Linked DNA regions of Homo sapiens: all the other regions are linked to region 1. A link is a loop called in an ENCODE intact Hi-C map of the cell type or tissue named here. Cell type or tissue: heart left ventricle. All regions are shown on one strand.

Region 1 (4,000 bases):
ATATGCTATGATGCTTGGCCCCAAAGCAAGTGTTCACATAAGATTATCTTTGCAGACAATATTTTTTTTCTACCTTTCATCGCTGTACTTTATCCAAGGCACTTAACCAGTTGGTTTCACATTTTAGCATCTTTAGACATGGTGATTATTCCGCATGTACTGTTTTCTCCTGTTTTGCTCAGCTAATAACATTTATTCAACTTTGGAGAACCAACGTAAGTGTGCCCTTCATAAGTTGGTCTTTTATGAAGGACACCCTTAAGTTGGTTCTCGAAGGTTGAATAAATGTTATCTCATACCTGAGTCTACCCATAGCCTAGAGTGGTCACGTGGGCTCTATGCTCATGTATGCAAAGGATCTCTCCTTACTGCTTGAACACTACCTCACAGTGATAACGTTATGTATCTGTCTCTCCTACTGGGTTATGGATTTCCTGGCAGAAGGACTCTGTCTTGCCCATCTCTATAGTCTCAGGATTTATTAAATATCCACAATAGGCAGATATTTAATAAAACGTAAAAATTAACAAAAACACTCTCAAAACTAATGAGGGAGATAAGATAGCTGATTCCACTATAATATGACAAGTAATTGGCAGAAAATATGAATGCTTTCATTTCTCTGAAGCCTTACTGTTCATTTCCTCTTAGACCAAGAACGCTTTTGACTGTGACCATTGGCTGGTCTAACTCTCTTATTTTACAGGTGAGGAGACAACCCAAGGAGAGGATACAGCAAAATGGTGTCAGATTTTGGAGCAGAGATCAGATATTATTGCTCTATGGCAACTAAACACACGGAAGGGTAGGAGTCCATAATGTGTACATGCATGAGCTCCCCACTGGCAGGAGGAAGTACAGTCACAAGAGCACTACAGTGGGTTGAATGGTGGCCTTAAAAGATTTCCCCGTGTCTTAAACCCTGGTAACTGTATATGTGATCTTATTTGGAAAAGGGATCTTTGCAGATGTAGTTCTGCAGATGAAATCAATCCAAATTATCTAGGTGGACCCTAAATCCAATGACAAGTGTCCTTATAAGAAACACATGCAAAGGGCGGGGCATGGTGCTCACACCTGTAATCTCAGCACTTTGGGAGGCCCAGGCAGGCAGATCACCTGAGGTCAGGAGTTCAAGACCAGCCTGGCCAACATGGTGAAACCCCATCTCTATTAAATATACAAAAATTAGCCAGGCATGATGGCTGGTGCCTGTAATCCCAGCTACTCGGGAGGCTGAGGCAGGAGAATCACTTGCACCTAGGAGGGGGAAGTTGTAGTGAGCCAAGATCGCGCCACTGCACTCCAGCCTGGACGACAAGAGCAAAACTCTGAAAAAAAGAAAGAAAGAAAGAAAAGAGAGAGAGAGAGAGAAAGAAAGAAAGAGAAAGAAAGAAAGAAAGAAAGAAAGAAAGAAAGAAAGAAAGAAAGAAAGAAAGAAAGAAAGAAAGAGACACATGGAGAAGACCATGTAAAAATGGAGGCAGAGATTGGAGTTATGCACCACAAGCCAAGGAAGGCCTGGCATTAACAGAAGCTAAAAAGTCAAGAGAGGATTCTCACCTAGAGCTTTTGGAAGGAGCACAGCCCTGTGGACACCTTGATTTTGGACTTCAGACCTCCAGAAGAGTTGTTTTAAGCCCCCAAGTCTGTAGTGGGTTTTTAAAGCCGCCCTAGAAAATGAATGCAAGCACCATTTGGAGGATACATGCTTTTCCCCCCAGGCATATTTCTCTCCAGTTAAGCTTTCTATAATAATCTCTAAGAAAATTTTTAGCCTTTGTTACTTAAAAAAATAAAGCCCTTTCCCTTTCCTTATCTTTTCCCTTTTTTTTTCTCCAACTTCGGTGAGGAATAACTTACAGCCCCAACCCCTTAAAAAATTCCCAGTTCTATTAAAAAAGCCTTAGATTTTTTTCCCCACTAAAGTTGAAGGTAGAGTATTCCCATTCATATTATATTTCCCCAGATCATATCCTAAAAGAAACAACGACAAAGTTTTGATCTTTGTCTCACCTTTGAGCCTCTGAGGTGCTTCTAGTACCTGGAGTAAAACTTCCATCTTTATCCTCCACACAAAGCATGATCCTTTTCCTGTTGACTTCTCAGAGTGGTGGTAAGAAGTAGACGAGAGAAAGTATCTGTGGGAGTTTTGTAAAGTGTGAGGTGCTGTGTGGAGATAATGTTACTAGCATTACAGCTGCTGACTAATATGTATGAACTCAATAGAGAATAGACGGAATCTGAGAATTCAGTGCATAGCACCCTCTAGGCCGCCGGCTCTTGCTGCTTGTACCCTATACTTTGCTGCCATCGTGTGGCCTTTCTGGTAGTTGTTAGTGTTGTTGGTTCTTATATTTAATAGTTTTAGCCATAAATTTTATAATTATAAATTTTCAGGGTAAAAAGTAATTTTTATTTTAGAAAAATACTGGTCATACAACTGTGAAATTGTTCAGTGTCTATGTTCTTGTTTGAGGGAAACTAGGAGATGGTTTGGAAATACCATTTGAAATATTATGACGGACAAATCTAGAGATTAAAAGACTGGGATGGGCCAAAGAGACAACAGACAGTGTTGTAGACTTTAGAGAAACAAAAGCATGTGCCCTATCCAGGGGCATCCATAAAATACAGTTATTTGAATTCTAACATTTCCTGCAAATTTTCCCAGGCTCTCCACAGGTAGTCTCCAAGTCTTTTTAGCTTCTTTTCTCCAATATCTCTTTCATTTATTCTATACTCTCCAGCCTTATGGCTATTGTGTATTTGAGGCCTTTGTTTCTTTCTGTCTGGATCATTTTAATACCTGGTCTTCCTATCTCCATGATCTCTTATTTTTCTTTTATCTTGCACATGCTGCTAGAATGATTTTCATGAAGCACTATAGAAAGAGTACAGAGCAGTGATTGAGAGTAAAGTCTGAGGCCAGATTCCTTGAGTCTGAAACTGAGATCCCTCAATTTGGCTCTAACTAGTAGAGCGATTTGGTAACCGGAGGCAAGTTACTTAAATGCTCTTTATTTCAGTTTCCTTACCTATGAAATATGATACTACTAATGCCTGCTTCATATGCAGTCATGCCTCTCTCTTGCTTTTTTGAGACGGAACTTCGTTCTTTTTGCCCAGGCTGGAGTGCAATGGCGCAATCTCGGCTCACCGCAACCTCTGCTTCCCGGATTCAGGTGATTCTCCTGCCTCAGCCTCCCGAGTAGCTGGGTTTACAGGCATGTGCTACCATGCTCGGCTAATTTTGTATTTTCAGTAGAGACAGTGTTTCTCCATGTTGATCAGGCTGGTCTGGAACTCCTGACCTCAGGTGATCTGCCTGCCTCAGCCTCCCAAAGTGCTGGGATTACAGGCGTGAGCCACCATGCCCGGCCCAGTCATGCGTCTCTTAATGACAGGGATATGTTCTGAGAAATTCATTGTTAGGTAGTTCTGTCTTTGTGTGAAAATTGTGGGGCATACTAACACAAACCTAGATCATATAGCCTACTATACAACTAGGCTGTAGTGTATAGCCCACTATACAATAGGCTGTATGCTGTTGCCTGCTATTCAACTAAGCTGTAGGGTATAGCCTATGGCTCCTAGGCTACAAAAACCTATACAGCATGTTACTGGGCTGAATACTACAGACAACTGTATTTGTGTATCTAAACATATGTAAACAAAGAAAAGATACAGTAAAAATATGGTATTATAATCTTATAGGACCACTGTACTATTATGCAGTCCATTGTTGACTGAAACATTGTTACGCCATGTGTAACTTTATTTCTGACACAGATAAAATGAGCGAATTCACATCAGTGCCTATAATTTAGTGTTCAACTAATATTTGCTATTATTAGCACTCTGATAGAATGCAAATTATTTTGAATGCAAGAATTTGATTTGTCTTAGCATCTTCAACTTCACCTATCACTTTTAAGTTGTAGTAATTTGATAAGATTTTTAAACATATAGGTGAAGGATCACTAAGCTTTAAGCCAGT
Region 2 (4,000 bases), 210 kb before region 1:
CCTAAATAATCTCTCTCAAGTTCAAAGTTCCACAAATCTCTAGGGCAGGGGCAAAATGCTCCCAGTCTCTTTGCTAAAAGATAACAAGAGTCACCTCTGCTCCAGTTCCCAACAAGTTCCTCATCTCCATCTGAGACCACCTCAGCCTGGACCTTATTGTTCATATCACTATCAGCATTTTTGTTAAAGCCATTCAATAAGTCTCTAGGAGGTTCCAAACGTTCCCACATTTTCCTGTCTTCTTCTGAGCCCTCCAAACTGTTCCAATGTTGGCCCGTTACCCAGTTCCAAAGTTGCTTTCACATTTTCGGGTATATTTTCAGCAACACCCCACTTCTGGTACCAATTTACTGTATTTGGTCCATTTTCACACTCCTGATAAAGACATACCCAAGACTGGAAAGAAAAAGAGGTTTAATTGGACTTACAGTTCCACATGGCTGTGGAGGCCTCAGAATCATGGTGGCAGGTGAAAGGCACTTCTTACATGACAGCAGCAAGAGAAAATGAGCAGGAAGCAAAAGCGGAAACCCATAATAAACCATCTGATCTCATGAGACTTATTCACTGTCACGAAAATAGCACAGGAAAAACCAGCCCCCAAGATTCAATTACCTTCCCCTTGGTCCTTCCAACAACATGTGGGAATTCTGGGAGATACAATTCAAGTTGAGATTTGGGTGGAGACGCAGCCAAACCGTATCACTAATTGTCCAGTTGCCATATTCTTATCATGTTTTTAGCTAAATCTTTTCCTTTGGGCTCTTTCTAATATACTGTTTATTATGAAATGATTTTGTCTTTTCCAGTATTTTCTAGGCTCATTTCATTTTTGTTTCACAATTATCCTGTTTCTTTGCATATTTCTCTTCTGTGTTTTAAAATTCCTAATTTGAAATACTTTCTCATACCTCCAAATTCTTGTTTGATTATTTTGAATTCACACTGGAGTGTTTTGTTACAGTTTCTTTGACTTTGTGATTGCTATTTTGGTAGATCCTTTTCATTGGCTAAATATTTTGATTCTTACTTCCTATTTTATTCCTACAGTAGCTTGTATTAATGTGGCCAGACAAACTCTTTTCATTTTAAAATTTCGTGGATTTTCCTCTCCAAGATATGACAATGTTTCAATGAAGGAGATGTGTGAAGTGTTCAGATGTTCAGAATAATATTATTATTATTTCTTATTTCAAGCATGATCTCTGATGTCAGTTCAGTAAAATGTAGTTTTATTAAAAATGGTATCCTTTGGGGACAAGAGGTAATATGAGTTCTGATTTTCTAATATTCTTATTGTAGTAGAACATAACATAATCTTGGATTTTACCTATGATTTCAGAATATGTTCTTCTTCTACATATGTTTTCTTCAGTGACTGCCACTTGTTCAAAATTTAGATATCAAATTTAGGAGTAAACCTTTTCCCAGGTATGGAATTTCAAATATTATAAAAACTTATGCTATGTATTTCTCTGTAGTTTTTATTGTGAATTTCTGGTGACATATAAATGTTTCTACTCTCTATTCTATTCCTTGGTTTTTGTTCCTTCTGTAACAGTTATTAAAAGATATTTATTTAAAGCACCTAGTCCCTATAATAGTAATATAGAAAATCTTTTGCATTGTACAGTAGTTCCTTTCATTAGAGACTTTGAGAGCACTTTATAGGCATTGTCTGGTGGAGAACATTTTTAGAAAGGATAAACAATTAAAATTCTTCTATATAAATTCATTGTGCTTTCCTAGGCTAACAGGAAAAGAAAAAGAAATAAATGTCTTAGGAAGACTGAAAGACTAATCTAGTGTTTTCTCATTTATGCTTCTTGATCAAGCATTTGGAGAAATTATTTGAAAATGTTGAAGACTAACCAGAAGGGAAATGTCCAGATAGTAAGGAAGCCCAAATGGATGTTAATTTATTTCAATACCTTCTACAGAGTCTGAGAGGCTTAGAGATTAAATCCATGAGCAGAGACGGTTTCAACCCTTAACCGTCTATTATATCCTTAACCTACTATTATATCCATCGCCTACAACTGTTCCCAGAGACAAACATCATTCTGTTCTCCTAGGTTCATGTATTACTGCCTGAATGCTTCTCTGGTGAGGTTTATGATATCACCAACCGCACAATGTCTGTGTTGGCCACGGTCCTCTTGGGGGCAGCAGAGCAGCAGTTGCTGTCTACTTGGCAGTTACTGAGGAGTCAGAGAAGTCCTGGAATTGAGGGAAGCTCCAGACTGAGAGGAAGACCAGAAGACAAGAGTGGAAGTGTTAGGATCAAGAAAAGATAAAAATGTATACAGCTATGTTCTGGAGGCAGATGTGAGCTGAAAGTTAAATACAAAGAGAAAGTAATATTTGCTTTCTCATCAAATGTTTCCTCAGTCCTTAATTTGGGACAGATCCTTGAGTGTTGTAATGAGGTCTCTGCCCAGTGTAATATTGAGACATATAAACAAGTGCCATGAACTAAGTGCAATGAAGATAAGCAACAGGTGCTGTGGGAATTCCAAAACAGGGACTGTAGGAGTGGGGAGGTGACAGATGGTGGAGGTGGCAATGGGGAGGACTTCATATGTGGATGACATTCATGGCAGGTCTTAGAGAATGACTTGCCAGAGAAAGAACAGGGAGACATTAGGGTATATACTGCACGCCTTGGGAATGGTGAGCTGTTCAGCTGAGCTGTAACATAACGTCCCTGTGTGGAAGTGGGGAAGACAAGGCAGTCAACTTTGCCAACTGTGCCTCTCCCCTCTAAGAAAATATCTCTTTTAATATACTCTGAGGACAAAGTCCATAAGCCCTCTTCATCAATACTCCTTATTTCCACGGCTCTTTGGGGTTCTTCCTTAAGAGAATGAAGAATATTTTGTTTTGCAGAAAATTGAGAAGTTTTATTGTTTGGTTAAAACCAGAAATCCCCAAGGGAGATATGAAATATGAGCCCTTACTCCGCTACAACATCGCAAGATAAGGACATGGGATAGGGAGAAGGGACTTTACCGGAAAGATAAAAAATGTCAACGTATCATTTAACCTTTGCTCATCGTTCTCCTTGGGTCCTCTTCGTGAGCTCTAGGCATCTCCAGACCCTCTGGACTTAAATTCTAAAGGATCCAGAATTTTTAGGCATCTTGGCACCTTGATCCTTTCCCTTCACTCAGCCTCAATGAATCAAAAAATACCCAGAAAAGCATAAACCTTACAAATCAATTAGGGGAGCGGTAGCACATATGCTATGAAAAAATTAGTGCAGTTTATCACTGATTAGCTTGTCTAATATTTGATGTGATGTGGGGCAGGGGTAGTAACATTGTTTTATTCTTGAGTTAGGACCCCAGACTTCCAGTGCCTAAGGAAAGGACCCCAGAACCTCTTCCCAATTCAACTTGAAACATTTTTAGACTAACATTAGTGTCTGGCACAGAATAGATAGTCAATAATAATTAGATGAACCCGTTAACCAATTGATTGGACTATATGAAACCAAAGGCGTTTATGAGGATTATTATCCCTGAGTTTGCTGCTCTGGCTCTTGCCTAAACAAATTTGAGACCAATGATACTTGTGAAAGAAAGTTATAGAGATGTGCTGACAAGTCACTGTATTCCCTAAAGCAAAGTTTTCCAACCAATGTGCTATTGTACAGTCTAATGCTTGTACTTTGAGAAACTGAACAATTCTGTGCTTGGAGTGGCAAGCAGGCTCTCCTTCAAATAGGGCTCCTAAGCCACTTACCTCAGGTCATAAATAGTCTCGTCTGAGACTCCTTAGAAGGCAGCATGATTAGAGAAGAATCTGAGGGTATGTTCCATGGTACCCACAAATTTTGAAGAATGAAAACTCCCATTCTCTGCTTTGGCAGCTCTGAGGTCTTGTTCAAGGAGATGTTCCTCCACCTGGATTTCTCCCTCAGCTGCCAATTGCTGAGTGCTTCTGCCAATTTTAGACAAGAGGTATGCAATGGTGAAGACATTCATATTCCAATTGA
Region 3 (4,000 bases), 1.0 Mb before region 1:
CAGGGTTTCACCATGTTGGCCAGGCTGGCCTTGAACTCCTGACCTCAAGTGATCTGTCCACCTTGACCTCCCAAAGTGCTGGGATTACAGGAGTGAGCCACTGTGCCTGGCTGAGATCTAGGTTTTTGACGGACAGAGAACTACAAAAAGAGCTTAAGACAGCTTGGTGTTCCAAAATTTAAGGAAAAAGTGTTTCAAGAAGAGAGTGATCAGTAGGGTCAAAGATCAAGTACCAGGAACTGCAAAGAGGAGAGCTTGAGATGTGGCCAACAGAAAGCTTGTGTTCCCTACTTTCCTTCCTTCACTACGGGTGGTGATGCCGGAGGCAGACATCTTATCTGTTTCTTTTTTATATGTAATTTTCTTTTTCTGATTATATAAAACTTGTTTCTGAAATTTGGAAAATATGGAAAATTAGTTAAAAAGAAGAAATGATGCATAGATAATCATTAAAACTTTTTTAGAATGAATTTCTCTATTCTTTATATAAACATGTATGCATATATGCACATATATACATGTCTGTATGTAGATTAGTTCCTGTTTACTCTCCTCCCTCCCCTCATCATTCAACCACCCACAAGGCCTTTCTATGTGCATTCAGGGTAAGGTTATAGCAGGAATGCAAAGAGAAAGAAATAAAACAATTATTAGCACTTAACTTTTCTAAATCGATTTTTGAAGTTTCTGGAAGAGACCTTACCCAGAGAAAAAGGATTTTGAATTTTAAAGTCTGACTTTTGTGTACAAAGGCTAAATTTTATTTTATAAATAATCGATTTTGGAAGAATGAATGATATAAGAGCTGGGATTTGATAAAATTCCACAGCTGAGCTAGGAGAGATTTGGTAAGTGTGACTGGATTTGGGTGCTGCTGTAAATCTCAGAGATGATCTCACACCTTGTGGAATGCTAGAAGTCCTAGAGTGGTGGGGATGGGAACCTCGAGTGGAGAAAAACTATACTGTGATTCCTGGGGAAACCTGAGAAGGCAGGGAAGGAGGTTCACAGAGGAGCCCCTCATGCCAGCCTGTTGCAGCGGCAGTGAGAAGAAATGGGCAAGGCCACACTCCCAATTGCCTGTGGCCCAGGAGCCTTGGGAAGGTGCTCCAGAGAGTCATTTGTCACCAGATGGTGAAGGGCTGAGATAAGGCTGAGATAAAAGTCCTGGTGGGACCACAGATGTGTGTCTCAGATGCTGCTAGCATAGTAGATACAAATTATATATATATATATATATGTATATATATATATATGTGTATATATATATATGTATATATATATATATGGCTGTGGTATTCGTTAAAGTTCATCTGTGGTATTCCTTAAAGTTTTATATATTAATCTGTGGTATTTCTTAAAGTTTTGGTCACACTGTTTAGAGTTTTGCTAAACATTATATCATGAACATTTAAACCATGTCGGTGATCTCGGCTCACTGCAAGCTCCACCTCCCAGACTCAAACCATCCTCCCACCTCAGCCCTTACTCCCCTCCCCCCAACCCCTGCCCCCCACCCCGAGTAACTGGGACCACAGGTGTGCACACCATGCCCAGCTAATTTTTGTAATTTTTTTTTTTTTTGTAAAGAAGGTGTTTCACCATATTGCGCAGGTTGGTCTCGAACTCCTGAGCTCAAGTGATCTGCCCAGTTCAGCCTCCCAAAGTGCTAGAATTACAGGCGTGAGTCACACTGCACCTGGCCTATACACATTTGTAAGGCTTCCTATTCACATGTCAAACTGCCCTCCTGCCCTTTACATTCCCATCAGCTGGTTCCATCACGTGCATGTACTAACGTCTTCAGGGACCACTCAGCGGTGCATAGTTTCTGGGTATATGAACAAACTGGAGTACGATTCTAGTAGATCAGAGGCTCTGAGAATGTCTCCACTCTTGTCCAGACCTTGAAACATCAAGTGACTGAAGCTTGCAGGCTGTCCTTTGCCACTAAACGCAGATTGAATGTTAAGACACTAGGGGGCAGAGGCGTCCCACTAAACCGAGGATGTTCTGTTCGTTTTTTAAACCTAAACTGGTTCATACCATCCATCTAGATCCAAATTCGCACATTGCTATCATGGAGTATTCAATTATTTTAACAAATTAATAAACAAAGGCAAGACTGCTGTAAGTTTAAAATAGGTAGTTCTCAATTACTGTAACAAACATTCTATTCCCACTGCTTTTTTAAAACCTGAACTTTTTATATTACAATAGTTTTAGAGTTACAGAAAAATTATGAAGATAGGATAGAGAGTTCCCATATACCCCAAACAAAGTCAGTTTCCCCTATTTTTTTAGACAGGGTCTTATTGTGTCCCCCAGATTGGAGTGCAGTGGCATGATCTCGGCTCACTGCAACCTCTGCCTCTGGAGCTCAGGCAATCCTCCCACTTTAGCCTCCCGAGTAGCTGGGACTACAGGCATGTGTTGCCTGGCTATTATTATTATTTTGTATGTTTTGTAGAGGCGGGGTTTTGCCATGTTGCTGAGGCTGGTCTTGAACTCCTGGCCCAAGCCATCTGCCTGCTTGGGCGGCTTCCTGTTTTGTTAACATCTTACATTAGTATGGTGCATTTATTACAACAAGTAAACCAAGACTGATGTGTTAGTATTAACTAAAGTCTAAAGTCCATAACTCAGTTTTCTTTAGTTTTACCTAACGTCCTTTTTATTATTATTATTATTTTATTTCACAGGCCTAATGTCCTTTTCATGTACCAGGATTCCATTCAAGATACCACATTAGATTGATGCGTTATGTCTCCTTAGGCTCACCTAGACCATGACATTTCCTCAGATTCTCCTTGTTTGTGCCGACCTTGACAGCTTTGAGGGGTATTACGTGTTTTATAAAATGCCCTTCAATTGGGGTTTGTCTGATGTTTTTCTCATGGATAGACAGGAGTTGTAGGTTTTTGGGAGGAAGACTGTAAGAGGTAAAGTGCCATGCTTATCACACCATGTTGTCAGCATGACATATCAATTTTGAAATTAACCTTCATCACCTGACTGAGCAATATTTGGTAGGTTTCTCCACTGTAAAGTTACTTCCTCCTCACCCCTCATACTGTACACTGTGGAAGGAAGTCACTACCAGCAGCCAATGTTAAGGAGTGAATAGTTATGTAGCCCTTTCTGAGGAGCCCTGTGTGCATAAGTTATCTGGAATTCTGTACGGAAGATTTATCTATTCTCCCCATTTATTTATTCAATTGTTTATTTGTATCTCTCTTTGAACTCATGGATATTTCTTTTTTTTTTTTTGAGACAAGGTCTTGCTTTGTCACCCAGGCTGGAGTGCAGTAACGCAATCTCGGCTCACTGGCAACCTCCACCTCCCAGGTTCAAACAATTCTCCTGCCTCAGCCTCTTGAATAGGTGGGATCACAGGCCCACGCCACCATGCCCGGCTAATTTTTGTATTTTTAGTAGAGACGGGGTTTTGCCATGTTGGCCAGGCTGGTTTCGAACTCCTGACCTCAGTTGACCCACCCGCCTTGGCTTCCCAAAGTGCTGGGATTACAGGCATGAGCTACCACACCTGGCCAGATACTTATTTTCTACTTTGCTTTTACAACCATGTCTGGCCAAATTTTACACCCCTTTAATAATAATAATAGCTACCAATTATTGGGAATTTATATATACACTGTGCTAAGCATTGTATATATGTCATCTCATTTAATATTAGCAACCATCCTCATGGGAGATATTATTATCCTTTGGTCCCATATGATGAGCCTGAAGCTTGTAGAGATAAATAATTTCCCCTGACCACACAACTGGTACACAGGATGCAAGCTCTGGTCTGTGAGAATTCAGAGCCTGTGGGTTTCACCGCTATGACACTGCCTCCCTGCTTTACTCAAGAATAGGATATGCTAAGAGGCTGAGTTTAATTGTATGAGGAAAAAATAAAGATAAAGACTGTGGTGGTATTAGGCCTCTATTCCAGTCCTTTATCCTTCCCTTCTGTTCACTGTCACCCTGATAG
Region 4 (4,000 bases), 100 kb after region 1:
AATTTAGATCTTACACAATTCTACTTAGTTTGGTAAACATACACACTTTTGTGTTGGCTGAGTAGGTTATTGTGGAGGACAAGCTCTGCTATTGATTGTCCTCTGGGAGCCAGGTTTCTCATCTTTTGAGAAAAAGTTACAGGTAAAGAAGGAAGGCTATCATGAGCCCTCTGGTATTTGATTGGATTTACAGGTATTAGTAGGAATTCATAGTATTTAATAGATAGACATACAGAGAGAAATACAGGTGTGTACATGCAGGTGTTAGCAAATGTACATTTATTTCCTAGATCTATTGGCTGAGAGGGTGTAGAAACAGAGGCACTCTGTTTATAATGAACACACTTAGCAACCAGATCTAAGTTTCATTTCTAAATTGCATTCTTTCATAAAAAGAGCCAGGACACCTTAGAGAAGTGCTAGATTGCAGCGCTGGGGAAGGGAAAATGTCAGATGAGCCTGGAGCATCTTGTGATACTAAAAAATGAGGACGTGCTTAAACAGGTATGAGGACTTGTCAAAAGAACACAGGAGCCTACCTAAAGGCTCTCGATATCCAAATCTGGAACAATTTGAGCATGAACATAATGGTAGTATTAGATTTTAATCCACGGGATAAAAGAAATAGCCGTGAATCTATACTGGTATAAATAAATAATCAAATAAATGAATGAATGGGGGAGAAGGGATCAGTCTTCTTTTCAGAAGAATTTCTATTAATAAATGTAGAAGGAAAAAGGGAAATAGAAAAATCACTGTTCCGCAAACCCCACGTTAATAATGAATGCAGATAATGTGCCTGATGGAGGCTAAAATCAGGGGGAAGTTTTTGAGAAGAACAGATATTTGTAGAGGCTCGGAGTCTCCTCCTCAAGATATATATTAACTACAAGTGAAAAGACAGTAACTTTCTGGAGAAGAAACCTGGAAGATGTCACCTTAACCAAGTGATCAAAGTTAATCATCACTAGTAGTAGACATATTAACATCAGCTCCTTGATATGATGTCTAAGAAGGACACAGCATGATTTTTGTGGCATCCTTTCAAAAAAATGCGTAGCCTCCATCTAATCATGTGAAAACAGCAGACAACCCTAAATTGTGAGACAGTCTACAAAATAACCCATCAGTATACTGCAGAAGTGTCAAGATTATGAAAGACAAGATTGAGAAAGTGTTGTATGTGATACACTGGAAGAGATGAAGGAGAAATGACAACAAATGCAATTTGGATCCTGGATAGGATTCTGAAATAACAAATGGACATCAGTGGGAAATCTGGTAAACTATGAATAAGGCCTATAGTTTAGTTACTATGGTACCAGTGTTAATTTGCTGGTTTGGATAATTGTACTGTGATTGTGTGAACTGTTAACATTAAGGGGAGCTAGATTAAGGATATACAGGAATGCTACTCATCTTTCAATTTTTCCAAAAAGATTGTCATTGAAACCATCAGACAGGAAACCCACTCTTTAGTCATAGAACTCCATGTCTCTTATGTATTCATGCAAAAGGGGGCTGTTTGAATTTCCGTGTCAGGACTTCCCCACTGTCGGGAGTGTACCATGGAAATTGGTGTCCTTGGTGAACCCTGGTCCAAGGTCCACGCCCTTTCATCCTCTGCCGAGGAGGGGAACTTTAGTAAATGCAAATAGCAAAGACATTTGAGATGTATATGGCCTGTTGTGCTCGGTGCCTGCCGCTGAAGACTTCTTTTAGAGCCTCTTCTAGATGTCAAAGCAAATGTGTTCTCTGAGACAGCTTTGCTACATGTTAAGTGTAGGACATTGACCTGGGAGTCAGAAGACCTGTCTTTAAGTTTGAGCTCTGCCATTTCCTAGCAGGGAGGCATTGGGCATTCAGTGGTTCTTCATGTGCCTAGTATTTTTATCTTTAAAACGGGCCTGAATCTTCTATTGCTAGGAATTCACAATCATGTAGTCCTCTTTTAAAAGACAAACAGAGACCTTCCTCTCTGTAAGTGTAGCTGTGTTTCTTGACATAGCATGTCAGAGGCAGCCAACCTGTGAATATTTCTTTCTTAATTATGGTAATTCCATATAACCTTCCACGTTTTCCTCTTCAGCACAGTGCTCTAGGCGTCCCGCTCACCTGTTCGGCGCACAGTCTGGCTAAAGTAGAACTCTGCTGCCATCATCTGGCCAATTCTAGGTACTGTAAGGCTGGGAAACTAACAAAAGAGTAAACAGATTCAGGAATTTACAGAATCATAGACCTCTAAGGAGGTGGGAGATCCCTCAGAATTCACCTAAGCCGATCCCTTTGTTAATAAGGAAACTGATGCCCATAGAGGGAGAGTGAACTGCCTTGTGCTACTTACTGATCAGTGGGAGAATTAGGAGCAGAACCCAGGCCCATGCAGTTGAAATTAATTTTCCGACATATATGATGATAGGAAAAAGATTCGAATACTACAAAATTTGAATAACTGAAAAAATTCTAAAACCTTTTGCACAGGGCCTCTCTAGATTCGTCTTCTTTTAAATTTACTCTATGCAGATGTTACAAACAATTAAGAAAAAACCTAAAAATTATAAATAAGAAGAGCCATTATCTATTGTTTGTATCATCTTCCAACAAAATGGATATTTTAACCCTAAAAAAAGGCAGAACATAGCTAAAAATATGTGGCGATATTATATTACTTTTTTTTCTCATTTCGCTGAGGGCTAATGCAACTTCTTTGCTGGTATAAATGTCTGTCTACAAACCACATTTGAGGGAACTAGTTATAATGAGGAGAAGCCAGGGGCTCTGGATTTTAATAACTGGGTCTGATTTCAACTCTTCCATACCCTGTGAGTGTGAAGTAATTTAACCTTGATCAGACCCCTGACCTTCTTTCTCTTGTCCCCCATTTCCTCATCTATGCTAGTGAATAGCTTCCTCACAGGAAATTTGCCAACATTAACTAAGAAAATTAAGGTAAAATTGGTGGTAACCTGCAAGCACAATAAGTATGCTTATTACTTTTTTATAATTATGGAGTAAATTGAGATGAGACAAAGAAATTTGTTAATGATATGGAGAGCTCTCAGGAACCCCTTTCGTCTTCTGCTGAGGAGGGACCCTTTGGTAAATGCAAACAGCAAATACATTTGAGAGGTATATACCTGTTGTGCTCGGTGCCAGCCACTGCATATGTGTGAATTTATTACATGTTTAATTTTGTCTCTGAGTGCGTGTGTGTGTGTTTAAGTGCTTTCCTGAGGATCTCGAAGACCACGCATACATTCTGTGATTTGCTGGAAATACTCACAGGATTTAGTAGATATCGTCATGTGAATGACATAACAGCATTACAGTCAACAAGAGACTTGCCTGTATGATGGTAATCCTATAATGTTATAATACCTTATTTTTACCGTATGTTTTCTGTGTTTAGATATGTTTAGATACACTAATACTTACTGCTGTTACAATCAGCTGTGGTGTTAAGTGCAGTAGCATGCCGTACAGGTTGGTAGCCTAGAAGCAGTAGGCTATGCCACATAGCCTAGGTATGTAGGAGGCTGCACCATCTAGGTTTGTGTACGTATGCTCCGTGGTGATCGCACAATGCTCACAGTAGCGATCGCCTGATGATGCATCTTCCAGTCATTAAGCAATGCATAAGCATAGTTGCACTATCCACTGAAGTTTATTGCAGGGAAAGGAAATATAACAGGATCAATAGGGGAAAAGATACTCAGAGACTGTAGAGATTCATGCGGAGGCTTCTGATGTTTTCTGTCTCCTCTGAGGGAGCACTGAGGGTGCTCTTTTCTTCAGCAGCAAAAAAACGCAGTAACATGTATACAATGTTTCTTCCCAGGAAGCTCATTAGAGACAGAGCATGCAAGGAAATTACCTGACTTGGGAGTGGGGGTCGGGGAGGGCGACAGTCACGTAGGCACCCTCTGCCTAGCAGCTATCAAAATTTAAGAAAAGTAGCTATTCAGCATAAATCGCATTGTTTGTATAGACAGTCTGTGCA
Region 5 (4,000 bases), 470 kb before region 1:
TATGGTATTTTGTTATGGCAGCACCAGGAAAATAATATATTGAGCATTTCCCTGTAAATATTTTTAAATAATTTTATTTTTAATGACTGAAAATTCATCATTTTGATATAATTATGTAGCTAATCCTCTTTTTTGAAATATTTAGGTCATTCCCAATTTTTGCTATCATGAATAATGCTTTTAATATCCTTGTATGTTGGTAAATCATTTTTTAGATGCAAAATGCCCTCCAAAAAGACCATAGTATAAATTAATGGGAATAAATTATGGGAATTCTTCATACTATTTCTGCAACTTTTCTGGGTTAAAAATTACTTCAAAATAAAAATGAGAGAGAAGGCCAGGCGTGGTGCCTCACGCCTGTAATCCCAGCACTTTGGGAGGCCAAAGTGGGTGGGTCACCTGAGGTCAGGAGTTCGAGACCAGTCTGGCCAACATGGTGAAACCCCGTCTCTACTAAAAACACAAAAATTAGCCGGGCATGGTGGCGGGAGCCTGTAATTCCAGCTACCTGGGAGGCTGAGGCAGGAGAATCACTTGAATCCCGGAGGCGGAAGTTGCAGTGAGCTGAGACCATGCCATTGCACTCCAGCCTGGGCAATAAGAGCAAAACTCCATCTAAAAAAAAAAAAAGTGAAGAGAAATCTCATAACAAAGCTAGAATTCCACTAGAATATGTACATGAGTATTATCCTGCAGCCAATATTGTATAGGCACAGGACCAGAAAAGCCTTCTTGGAGATCAATATTCTGATTGCAAATACTGTCAATCCAACAGGGGACTCTAACAGGAATGCTTTCTCTTGGCAGGAATTTGACAATTTGGTGCACAGCTAAGGATGGGGAAGGAAGGAAATTTAGAAACATCTTTCTAAAAATTATTGGTCCTGCACAGAGAAGAATAAATGTGAGAATGGAGGTGGGATTCCTACCTTTGCTAGTCTCTCCTTGATTTTATAAGCAATGACTATCACACAGCTCCCTTATGCTCCTCATTTTAGTAAAATTTACCCTAGCTCTTACAATCAGGTGGTGCTTACAGGCTTTTCTATGACAATTCAATAACAGTCAAATATTTACTGAACACTTATACAGAGTTTTGTTGGGGGTTATAGAAATTAATGAGGATCGTTCTCTACCTTCTAGGTGGACACACTAGTGAGACAGACTCATAGAAAGGAAAACAATAAGCTATCATAAAAACTGAAGGAACTAAGCCTCACTGGTGGCTGGGAAGGCACTGAATATGCATTAAAGAGATCAGGGAAGCATTAATAGAGGAGGTAGTATTGAAGGATGAATAGGATATTGCTAAGCAGAGTCAAATGGAAAAGCTGCTAAAAGTACCTAACATCTGAAAAAGAATGACCAGGGTTCATGCATGAGATAGGGTGCATGGGGCATGCCATGGGATATGAAGCTGGGCATGGGAGCCAGTACTATGGATTTTGAATTATTAAAAGGACACCAATTTGCATTTTAAGATTACTGAGAAAATGTTAAGGGTAAAAGAGTAGAATGTGTATCTTGCCTGGTTCAAGGGTGACAGAGAAGGGTTTGCTCTATCCCCACTCTATCCCCATCTCCTAAAATTCAGTTCACAGGGACACTGTTGCACTCTGCAGAGCCAGAAAGAAAGATGTGTTAGTCACATACTGTAATACAAAGCTGTGATATGATGTGATCAGACAAAAGACTCCACACATTGCTGCTGAGTGCATGGCCGATGTGTTTAGTATTTGTCAATGCATGAAATAATGGTTCACTCTTCATTTGTGTTAAAGCATAATGCAGGTTCACTTGTGTTAAGGTTTAAGTATGCATCTGCCAATCACTGTGTGACCTTCTGGAAGTGACATACTCTCTGAGAACCTCAGTTGCTTTTTCTGTCAAATGTGGGTAATAAAAGCTACCTCATAAGGATTTTGTGAGCATTAAATGAGATCATGCACATGTAAGTGTTTGCTAGCTATAAAGCATGATATAAATGTTATTGTTACTAGGATAATTCGTGTGTGTGTGTGTGTGTGTGTGTGTGTGTAAAAATGACAGGGGGAGAAAATATTCTGTACTATTTTACCAGAAGGTGGCAGCATTTTGTTTGCTAGGCATTTCCTGCCTGTGTTACCTCTAACAGGTATTTTCTGGAGACTTCTTCAGGCAACCAAGGAAATCTCATGGGGAGGTATATGAGTTGAAGACCCTTATTCTTGTTTGTCTTATGTTGTTTTAAACTACAGGGAGATGAATATATAGAAAAGTTACAGGGAACAAAGTCTTCTTAGAAGCTCAATTAGGGGAAAATCATTTGCTCTCCTGCCCCACCACTGCAGCATAAGCCCTTCTCTGAGCCTCCCATTTGCTGGAGCCTTTTAAAATGCCTTTATTGTTGTCTGGTGTTTGAAGCAGAGATGTACATTTTGGATCTGATTAATGTTTTTGTTGGATTGTCTCTGTGTCTCCCACATGTTAATCCACATTACCATATTCAAACATGTGCATTAACTGAACACCTTCTAGCTGCAGAGATTCTGGATAAAATTACAAATCTGGTCATATTTTTCAGGATCTTACAGTAAGTCTTGTTAGGAAGATCAAGTATGAAACAACTTGAAAATGGTTACAAAATAACATATCAACATGAATAAGCAACAATACCATCAACTGAATTGGGGGTCCTGAAAATGCAAAAAAAAAAAAAAAAAGATCAGAGTGAGAGGAGGGTGGTGAGGTTTTCTGGAGGGAATATATTCTACTTATTATTTCACATCAAAATTTGTGATGTTTCATAACCTATTCCACCACACACACACCCAAAACACCCTATACCTCACCATTTTTAAAAGCCTTATTTATTTATATGTATGTTTATTAACATAATGTTTGAGTTTGTTAAAATATATTATTTCCTGTTACTTCTTATGGCAATATGACAATCTTCTGGATATATTGCAAAACTAAAGTTTCAGAGAACAGAGACTACATCTAACTAAATATCTTTGCAGTGTGTCTAGTGAAACTAAATAGGCTTGTGGCAAGTCATTTTAACCACCTTTTAAAAAAAATTGCTTTCCAGTACTCTACTTGGGGAACCAAAGTGTTCCCTAGACTTGGTTTTGCTTTCCGTCTTGACAGTGAGGATAATACAATAATGCTGGTGCTGTGATGAAACGTGTCCGCTATGAAGTACAGTCCAATTGATACTTATTGTTTTATCACATGTTGGGACAATAAAAGAAGATTTTTTAATTTAAGGAATTATTATTTACATGGTGACAAAAGGCTGTGAATCCAAAATCAACAGCATATCAGATCTGGTTTCACTAAGAAAAAGACCAGGACTCCACTTGGGATTCAATCTCTATGATCATCGCCTCCCTGGTAGGAGCTGGGAAAGTATCTAGGTCTACAAAACTTCCCCTGAAGCCCATGCAATTGACAGTTACCACTGCCACCATTTTCATTTCCAAATTTGTTTTAAAATGGATCTGATTTTTGCCCAACATCCACTTAAGTGCCCTGCTATCTCAGAGTAAGGAGCAAAGATTACACAGCTAACCCTTTCTTTTGTCTGTGAGAGCAAACAAATAATTAAACCATATTAAAATAAGGTAGTTCTAGACCTCCTGAGATATTTGGTAATGCATAACATGACTTGCGAAAGTCATTTTTTCCCCTGAATCTCATTTTACCCATCTATTAAAAGTGGGGGGTGAGGAGGGCTCAAGGATGGTGGCACGGATTAGCTCTAAGGGCCCTGCCAACTTTGACCTTCTGTGATTCTAAAAGAAGTCAAGTTTTGATAATTGCCTGGGATTCAGTATCAGGCCCCTGTAAGGAGCATCAAGAGTCTTTTAATGAAACTCATTTTGCTGTATGTATTTATAACAGCACTTGAATCGGGCTGGTTGAGTATTGGTCAATAATGGGGCCTAATATGAAAACGATCACCAGATCAATCCTTTCCCCTTCAGTTAGGAAGCATCATTCACTACCATTC
Region 6 (4,000 bases), 240 kb before region 1:
CAAGGAGACTTACCCTAGGGGATGCATCAGAATGAAAGAAGGACTTTGTCAACATCATCACACCGTGTACCCTTCCTGCCATTAAAACCCACTGCTGGAATAAGGCACTGTTTGTTACTGGTATGTGCTACATGAGTTGGAGCTAAAAAAGGAAACTCTTTTATATGAAACAATGACTATTACTGAGATATTCAGGCATATAGTCAAAGGTATATAAAAAGATAAAATTTATCTAATTTTGTAACTTTAATTATAAGACATAAAAATTTTACTTCTTTTATAAACCTTTCTCCCTTCAACATATGTAAGTGTGTGTGTGTGTGTGTGTGTGTGTGTGTGTGTGTATCTGTTTTAAAGAAGTCTATACAGGTACTATTTTGACTTACCTACTTAGTATTTCTTGAACTCTCTGAGTTTTCACAGACTTACTGGGGTGGGGTTGTAAAGACAACAAGAAATCATACTTAGTTTTTGTGCTCTAGTATTAGCAATCTGGCATTATATGTTTGCATGATGAAGGTTTGCAGTTTCAATTTAGTGGAATATGATATAGTTTTATTCACTAGAACATAAGTCAGGGACAGAGTTCCATTTTTCACTTGATATTCTAAAGATAATCAGTAAATAACTGAAAGCATGACGTGAAACACATTCCTTAAACTTAGGACCTGAGTATCTATATAAAAGGGTACTATTAAGATATTCTTAAGTAAAAACTCTGAAATATATCAAAACCAAGAAACAGTGAATTACAGGAAAAGAGGTTGAGTGGCAGTTTTACTTAAGAACAAGCATATGCCAGTGCCTCCATGAAAAGAAGAGACCCACCCAAGGGAATAGCTATCCTCTATCCTTCCTTTTTTGTTTTGCTGCTAACAAGCTCAGTGGTGTATGTGCATCTTCCTTCTGTTCCCACTCATAGCTTTGGATAATCTAACAGCTAAACAGCCAGAGTCACTAGATCTTATCCTCCAGTAATTACACAGAAAACCTCGGATCATTGCAGAGATGGCACTTGTTGGAACTGATCCCTACAGCCAAAGCGTACAGTTGAAAATTTTCCCTCCTCTGTCTTTTTCCCTTCCAGCCCTGTGTTTTGGTTGCATGGCAACCCATCTGCCATGATAGCTGATGTCAGCTCATTTTCACTTAAACTTAGCCCAGGAAAGTTTTCAAGGAAGACATTTGGGCTTGTATAACGCTGGGGAAGGCTCGAGTTCTGTTACCATATCGTTTGTAAAATTGCAGACTAATGGGCTCAGGGAGGCTAAATGGAAATGTGGATGTAGGAAGGGATTAGCTTCTGGAACAGTGTGGCCTTAGGGACTTTGTTTCTTATAGGGGCTTAGTAAATGTGTGTCTGCAATACTCTTTCTGCTACTAAAGGGCTTTCTTCACTTTAAAAGGAATAAGAAGTGTTCAAAATTACCCTATCTCCTGAATATTAGAATTTAGCCAAATACTTGATGTTGACTCCTTTGAATAAAGGGTCAACATTTTAACGAGATGCATAAGCATCATTGAGAGGAAAGAGAACCTTTTATCATTGGCAGGAATTTTCTAGTGTGTATATTGACAAGTGAAAACAGGTTAAAACTTCTTAAATCCAGCAGAGGGCAGAAGGGAGTTTTAGCTATGGCTTACCCAAGACTCTCCAAACAAGATTGTAACAATCCAAGGCAAAATTCAGTGGCACTTTTGTAGACAAATTATCTCCAGGTTGTTAATGCACAAGTTACCCTGATTATATAGACGAGTCTTAGTTGGTGGGCTCAAAGCCAGTTTGCTTCTGTCCAGGACAAAAGCATATATAGGATTTTGAGTTAGTTACGCCTAAGAGGAGACAACAGTGTGTACTCAAATAACAATATCACTTTAATAGATTCAGATCTTATTTACTAACCACAACACAGCATTTCACAGTACTTCTCACGTATATTTATGGTATTCTGAATGGTAGAATGAAAGGATGTTTGAAATAATGAAGAGTAAACGATTTCATTATCAAATATATCTCACTGAAACTGACTGTTCCAACATGTGAGTTCATAAAATAATGAAAATGATTTTCACAACCTAATCTGGAATCTGAGAAATCAATTTTATCCTTTAAAGCAATAACCAAAACGTGGGATGGTAGTATTTCTTTACATGGCAAAGATGAGGTTAATATTAAAACATAATGACATTTGAGAAATGGATCTTTGTCTTGGCATTTATAAGAACTTTCAATCCGGATTAAGTTTGGCTTTAAAAAAGAAAACACTTTAAAAAGGAAAAACATATTTTCCATGCTGAAGACGGTTTTTGTTTGGGTAGTAGGTAGTATCTTCTGTTTTGCTTGGATAGTATTTAGTGTAGTATGTTGGGTTTCTCAGGACGCAGCCTCTGAAATGGAGTTAGGATGTTTATGAAGCAGCACCCTTGGGATCTACACCTGTCGAAGTGGGGAAGGAAGCAGGTTCAAGTAGGAGAAGCTGAGCTTCCCTGCAGGCGCATCATTCGCCACAGCCAACCCCACTGGGAACTCAGAGTTTGAGTGGCCCTTCAGAGTATCCTGAGCTGGGACACTCCCACACCGATCAGTTATTGGATGTGCACCTGCAACCCCCATCCCAGCCACAGGACCTGACCTGGCTAAGACAGCCCTTTGCAGCTGAGACAATCCTTAAGGGCTAGCATTTAAGCAGCTGGAAGTCCTTTATTGAAGAGGGACCTGGATGCCGTATCACAGTGCAGATAGTGTGAGAAACAGCCAAGAAGTCAGGTTTGTTGGATGTTCTTTCTGATGAATTGTTGACACTATAATGTTGGCTAACTTACGGTTTTAAAAAGAAAATGATAACTTGCCATATTTCTGTGTGTAAAGAATTGTACTAAATAAAAGACTTTTTCATGGTTAATGTGGTTTGGAAAATAGGATTTTAAAGAGCATATTTTAATAAATGAGCGTTAAATTTTAAAGTATAATTGTCTTAGTTCATTCAGGCTGTTATGTCAAAGTACCTAAACTGAGTAGCTTATAAACAGCAGGGATTTATTTCTCACCATTCTGGATGTCAAGAAAGCCAAGATCAAGGTGCCTGCAGATTCATTGTCTGGTGAGGGACAGCTTCCTGGTTCATAGATGGCTGTCTTCTCACTGTGTCCTCACATGGCAGAAGGGGTAAAGAAGCGCTCTGAGGTTTCTTTTATAAGGGTACCAATCCCACTCATGAGGGTTCCACTCTCACGCCTGATCACCTACCACAGGCCCCAGCTCCTAATACTATCACATTGAAAGTTGGGATTTCAACATGTGAGTGGGAGTCACGAACGTTCAGAGTATAACAATAATAGTAAGAAAACACAGGCATATGGTTTATTTGATTTGGGATTGTCCTATGAAGAGCAAACTATGAATTATAATGAATAATGGAATATTATAATACTTTGTGGTAGGTCTTGATCTTTGGGGAAACACTGTTAAATAAATCACAGGATGACGCTGGTAGTTTGTCAGAGAATCAAGCGTAAGCAAGTATATAATGAAGGAGGGAAAATGTATATGTTGTTTATGGAACAGTCATTTAAGTCTAGCCTTTAAGAATTTATGTTAATTCCATCTATTAATGCTATCTACCTATTAATTTCATGCATTTTTTCCCTTATCATTTAGTCATAGCTTGAATTATGTTCCTACTGCATGCACGGAGTCTTCTATACCTGCTTAATACATGAGACATGGTTCTCAAAAGGACCCACAATCTCTTAAAAAATCACATTTGTTAATATCATCGCCAATTTAATCAGAAACGTATACAATTCGAGAAGATGTCACGCTCATGGTGCGGAGTTTTCTAAATTTAATTTTCCCTTAGAAATTTCAGCTTTATCATTGGCAATAAATATTGTCAGTAGTTTCCTTGAAGCCAGGCTCATTTTGTTCATTTCTGAAGAAAATGTCTACCAAATACCCAAATCTAAATAGCCATAGTTTTCTGTTGTTCTTTAAAGTAAA
Region 7 (4,000 bases), 92 kb after region 1:
CATTCTTCCTTCTGTAATCACTTCTTTTGTAAGTAAATATTCCTCAAATTATCCAAACTTAAGAATGCCATATCCTTTTGGGATCTAGTCTGATATCAACTTAATCATCCGAAAGCATTTATCAGATACTTGCTTGTATATGGCTCCAATCTTGTTACTCCTCCTCTTAGGAGCCATTCAATGGCTCTCTATTGCCTTCAGAGTAAAGATCATCCAAACTCATTTACAATTTGGCTATAATCAGTCTTTCTTTACTCCCACTAGTGTCCTCCAGACAACCTTTCTTCTAGCAAAACTAGACTGCTAGGTACTTCTCTGATCCTCAGTGTCTGACTTCAGGGAAGCCATTTTGCTTCTTTGTTCTCAGATCCCAAAGTTTGAGCTTCTTTCCTGCAATTTTGCATTATGTTGTATTTGTGGAGGTAATTCCATGAAAAGTCACAGTGGGGATTAATACCAACAAAATAAACAGGGGGCATATTACAGATGGCTGTGAGGCTGTTGGACTTAATGCCATTGATCAATTCATTCATTAATTATTTATCAAGTACTTCCCATATGTTGTGGTAAAATGATGAGTAATTCATCAGGGTTAATGTAGAGTGGTGGTGGGAGTCAGGCTTTAGACTCAAACAATTGGGATTCACATTTAGATTCTGCCACTTTTTTGTTAGAGACCTCTGGGCTTCATTTTTTTTTCATCTGTAAACAAAAATAACAATATTTTCCTCATAGGTAAGAACTAAATGGTAGTCACTGGGCAGAATCATTTAGGTAAATGGATGCAGAAAAAAGTTTCAAGATTGTAGCTATGATTATTTTTATGTTGTCCTGCCCTTTAAAATATAGAGCTCACATGTGATCTCTGAAGCCAATGTTTAGGCCATGTATGGAAAGTCTTTCGGGTGTCATCTCACCTGGAGCTGCAGGTGATCTCTTGGGGATCACGTTATTCTATTTTATGCTGTTTGATGATGGTTTGGGAAGTTCATAGATTGTTACATTCTTTGCTGAGTGGGCTAGGCTATTTTTCAGAAATATTTTATATATCTGCCTATCATTATCTATCTATCTATCTATCATCTATCTATATCATCTATCATCTATATCTACCATCTATCTATTATCTATCTATCATCTATCTGATCTATAATGATTTTAGGCTTCAAGTGGTGGACTTCTGGAAGGAAATTTTCTGACTATTAGGTCGGAATCGTATTTCAGACACATAGAAGTTGTGTTCGGTCCCTGTGAATTTCCCTATCACGAGAACAGCTTTTGCACTGACGTGTAATCCTTTCATTTCTTTGTCATTTAAAAATTATGATATGAGAAGATTTGGTCTAGAAAACATGGGCCTCTCCTGAAATACTGGAATCCATAATCACTTAAAGCACTCTGGCTTTTTCTGTTTGGCTTAGCTTTACAACTTTCCCATCAGTGGGTAGAAACATCTTTGAATTTGTGCTTTCCTTGTATTTTCTGTATTTATTTCAGTATTTCTGGAAAAATAATTCTTGGACCAAGCTGGTATTTCCAGTCATCTAAGGCTTGCAACCTTGTGCATCATGCTCTCTCATGCCCTTCACTGGCACCTACATTAGTTGTATGTTTTGTGTGCATGTCACTTTTCTGTGTCCCAGTCATTCCGTTTATAGATTAAGGGGGAAAGGTCTTCCTTGGATATGGGCGGAAGCTCTGGAAAGGCTCAGGAACAACCTATCCTTAATCCTTACTAATTTAGAGCTAGAATGGACCACTGATTAGGGTTACCTGGCGTGCTTTCAAGAGCATCATCATTCTTTACAACCCAACTTGCTGAATTGGATCAATGTAATATTTGTTCTGTTTTGATTTATAAACTAATGGTTGAAAGCTACTTTAATTCAAATTATATTCAATAGTACTTGAGATACAGAAACTCAATTTTAATTTACTTAAGCAAAGAAGGAATTGTTAGAAGGATACCAGGATTGCTCACAGAAAGAAGAGCTACATTAATGAGGTAGATATGGGATTTCAAGAACTAGGCAAAAGACTCAAGAGCCCACAGAACATTCTGTTAATTCTCCTACTCTCTTTGTGGGCTTTGTTTTGTTTTTCTTTTTCCTTTCTTTCTTTTTTTTTTTTTTTGAGATGAAGTTTCACTCTTGTTTCCCAGTCTAGAGTACAATGGCACGATCTCAGCTTACTGCAACCTCTACCTCCCGGGTTCAAGCAATTCTCCTGCTTCAGCCTCCCAAATACCTGGGACTACAGGGACACATCACCACACCTGGCTAATTTTGTGTTTTTAGTAGAGACAGGGTTTCACCATGTTGGCCAGGCTGGTCTCGAACTCCTGACCTCAGGTGATCCACCCACCTTGGCCTCCCAAAGTGTTGAGATTACAGGCCTGAGCCACCGTACCTGGCCTTCCTTTTTCTTTATACCTTTTGGGCATGGCTGCAGTTTACTACATCTGTGAACCCAACAAAAAAGGTAGCAGTTTTCTCCAACCACTTCAGTATATGGAAATTCAAGGAAGGACTCTATCATCCTAGATTATGTTCCTATCCAAGCACCAATCACTGTGACAGAGAAAATGAGGTGCTATAATTGGCCAAATCTGGGTTATGTGCTTAAACTTGTGGTCTGGGAAGCCAGTGTCCTATGATTAAAAGCCTTAGAAGAATTACTTGCCCCTAAAATGAGATGAGTGTTGTTCCTGGAAGTAGAGGAAGAAATTCTGAACTGACAAAAACAACAGATGTCCAATACACAAAGGAGAACTAATTTTTAAAGTTTTAATTTCTACATCGTTAAACACAACCTGTTTTACTTTATTGCAATTATATTAATTCAAAATATTTATTTAGAACCTTTTAATGTGCCAAACTATAAAAAGGCAATATGATATCATTCTTATCCTTAAATTAAAATAAAATCAGTCTTCAATAATTTGCCCTATGCATAAGGTTTTCTTCTGTGTTCTGTGTGAAGACCAACTATAAAGCTGAGTGGCTTACAATAAATATTTAATTCATGCTCACACACCATGAGCGCTTCAGGGCATGAGTCTAGGTGAGTGTAGTTCTGCTCTATGTTTCTTTGCATTGTGGAACCTTTACTGAAAGAGCAACAACCCCTGTCTGGAGACATGATATTCTCATGGTGGAGGGCAAGAACAGAAAAGCTTCAGCCATCCACACAGTTACACTAAAGGCTTCTGTTTAATCATGGCAAATGTCTGCTCACCGTTCTTTTGGTCACACGGCCAGTGCATATCACATGGTGGCCAAGCGCAGAATCAATGAGGTGGGAATGTGGTTCTTTCCCAGAGAATGTATGACAAGTCATTTGACAATAAATAGAGATGTATAATCCTGTTTTAGAGAGGAAACATGATTCAGGACAGTAACCCAAAATACTACACTTACAAAGTAATATTGAATTTTCACTAATTCATTTCTTAAGTGTTTCAGAAATGACATATTGGTATATAAGTAATAATTACCATGAGTTTTCTTTCACGTAGATAGAAATTAGATAGAGTGTAACCAGCTAAATAATATTTCTGTATTTCATTTCCTGGATTCACCAGCCATGTATACAGCCTTTAATGACCACTATGCCTTTAGTTACCCCATAATAACCATCAACTCATGATAAGGGATGGCAAGTAATGTCATCTGGTCTAGAAAACTTGTTGGAAGTAGGCATGGGAATAAATTAGTGAAAGCACAAGGAAATCAGTGTGTCAGCCATTCTGAAGGTTAGGTCAAACTTCTGCAGCTTGAGGGGTGAGGTGTGGTTGATAATTTTAAGTTACAATTGGCTCCAAAACATACCTTGTATCTTGTATTTCCTGTTTCAATCAAACATTTTTCCATAAATTGAACACAACCTAAGAGTTAGAATTACAAAGATGAGTAAACTCATAGGCTCTGAACTGAAAGAAATCACAGTGAGTAAAAACATGTCAATTGTAGAAGTTTTTTCAAGTACAGAAACGGCATTA

The links. A loop is a pair of places that touch in the nucleus more often than their neighbours do. Peaks named below come from ENCODE experiments on the same cell type or tissue, not always from the same donor. Only the 100,000 strongest peaks of a DNase experiment are listed, where the experiment ranks them.
Region 2: a loop joins it to region 1, with 11 times the contacts of the local background. A loop is called at or near these places in 32 of 110 quality-filtered maps.
Region 3: it touches region 1 in a loop (6-fold over the local background); 55 of 110 quality-filtered maps call a loop at or near these places.
Region 4: it touches region 1 in a loop (7-fold over the local background); 35 of 110 quality-filtered maps call a loop at or near these places.
Region 5: it touches region 1 in a loop (11-fold over the local background); 25 of 110 quality-filtered maps call a loop at or near these places.
Region 6: a loop joins it to region 1, with 17 times the contacts of the local background. A loop is called at or near these places in 90 of 110 quality-filtered maps.
Region 7: it touches region 1 in a loop (2.0-fold over the local background); 36 of 110 quality-filtered maps call a loop at or near these places.

The regions. Positions count from the first base shown.
Region 1 is chr3:192,565,188-192,569,187 of GRCh38, reverse strand. All of the region lies in intron 2 of FGF12 (fibroblast growth factor 12), which reads left to right. It overlaps LOC124906319 (a long non-coding RNA gene), which reads right to left and starts at 2,187. Exons shown (of 3, transcript XR_007096220.1): 1 at 2,017-2,187; 2 at 1,564-1,673. RefSeq lists an enhancer at 2,157-2,206. In heart left ventricle, a CTCF peak has its summit at 2,317 (motif pointing left); a DNase peak (open chromatin) is centred at 2,277.
Region 2 is chr3:192,770,867-192,774,866 of GRCh38, reverse strand. No RefSeq gene overlaps it. Among named protein-coding and RNA genes, the nearest start is that of FGF12, 45 kb to the right of the region's middle. In heart left ventricle, CTCF peaks have their summits at 1,956 and 2,158 (motif pointing right); no DNase peak of the experiment used is centred here.
Region 3 is chr3:193,570,549-193,574,548 of GRCh38, reverse strand. It overlaps a transcript of ATP13A4 not described here. Among named protein-coding and RNA genes, the nearest start is that of ATP13A4, 18 kb to the right of the region's middle. In heart left ventricle, a CTCF peak has its summit at 1,982 (motif pointing right); no DNase peak of the experiment used is centred here.
Region 4 is chr3:192,465,603-192,469,602 of GRCh38, reverse strand. All of the region lies in intron 2 of FGF12 (fibroblast growth factor 12), which reads left to right. Among named protein-coding and RNA genes, the nearest start is that of FGF12-AS2, 47 kb to the left of the region's middle. RefSeq lists a silencer at 2,009-2,303. In heart left ventricle, a CTCF peak has its summit at 2,165 (motif pointing left); no DNase peak of the experiment used is centred here.
Region 5 is chr3:193,039,370-193,043,369 of GRCh38, reverse strand. No RefSeq gene overlaps it. Among named protein-coding and RNA genes, the nearest start is that of MB21D2, 120 kb to the right of the region's middle. In heart left ventricle, CTCF peaks have their summits at 1,907 and 2,109 (motif pointing right); no DNase peak of the experiment used is centred here.
Region 6 is chr3:192,800,771-192,804,770 of GRCh38, reverse strand. All of the region lies in intron 1 of MB21D2 (Mab-21 domain containing 2), which reads left to right. Among named protein-coding and RNA genes, the nearest start is that of FGF12, 75 kb to the right of the region's middle. In heart left ventricle, a CTCF peak has its summit at 1,611 (motif pointing right); no DNase peak of the experiment used is centred here.
Region 7 is chr3:192,473,019-192,477,018 of GRCh38, reverse strand. All of the region lies in intron 2 of FGF12 (fibroblast growth factor 12), which reads left to right. Among named protein-coding and RNA genes, the nearest start is that of FGF12-AS2, 40 kb to the left of the region's middle. In heart left ventricle, no CTCF peak of the experiment used is centred here; no DNase peak of the experiment used is centred here.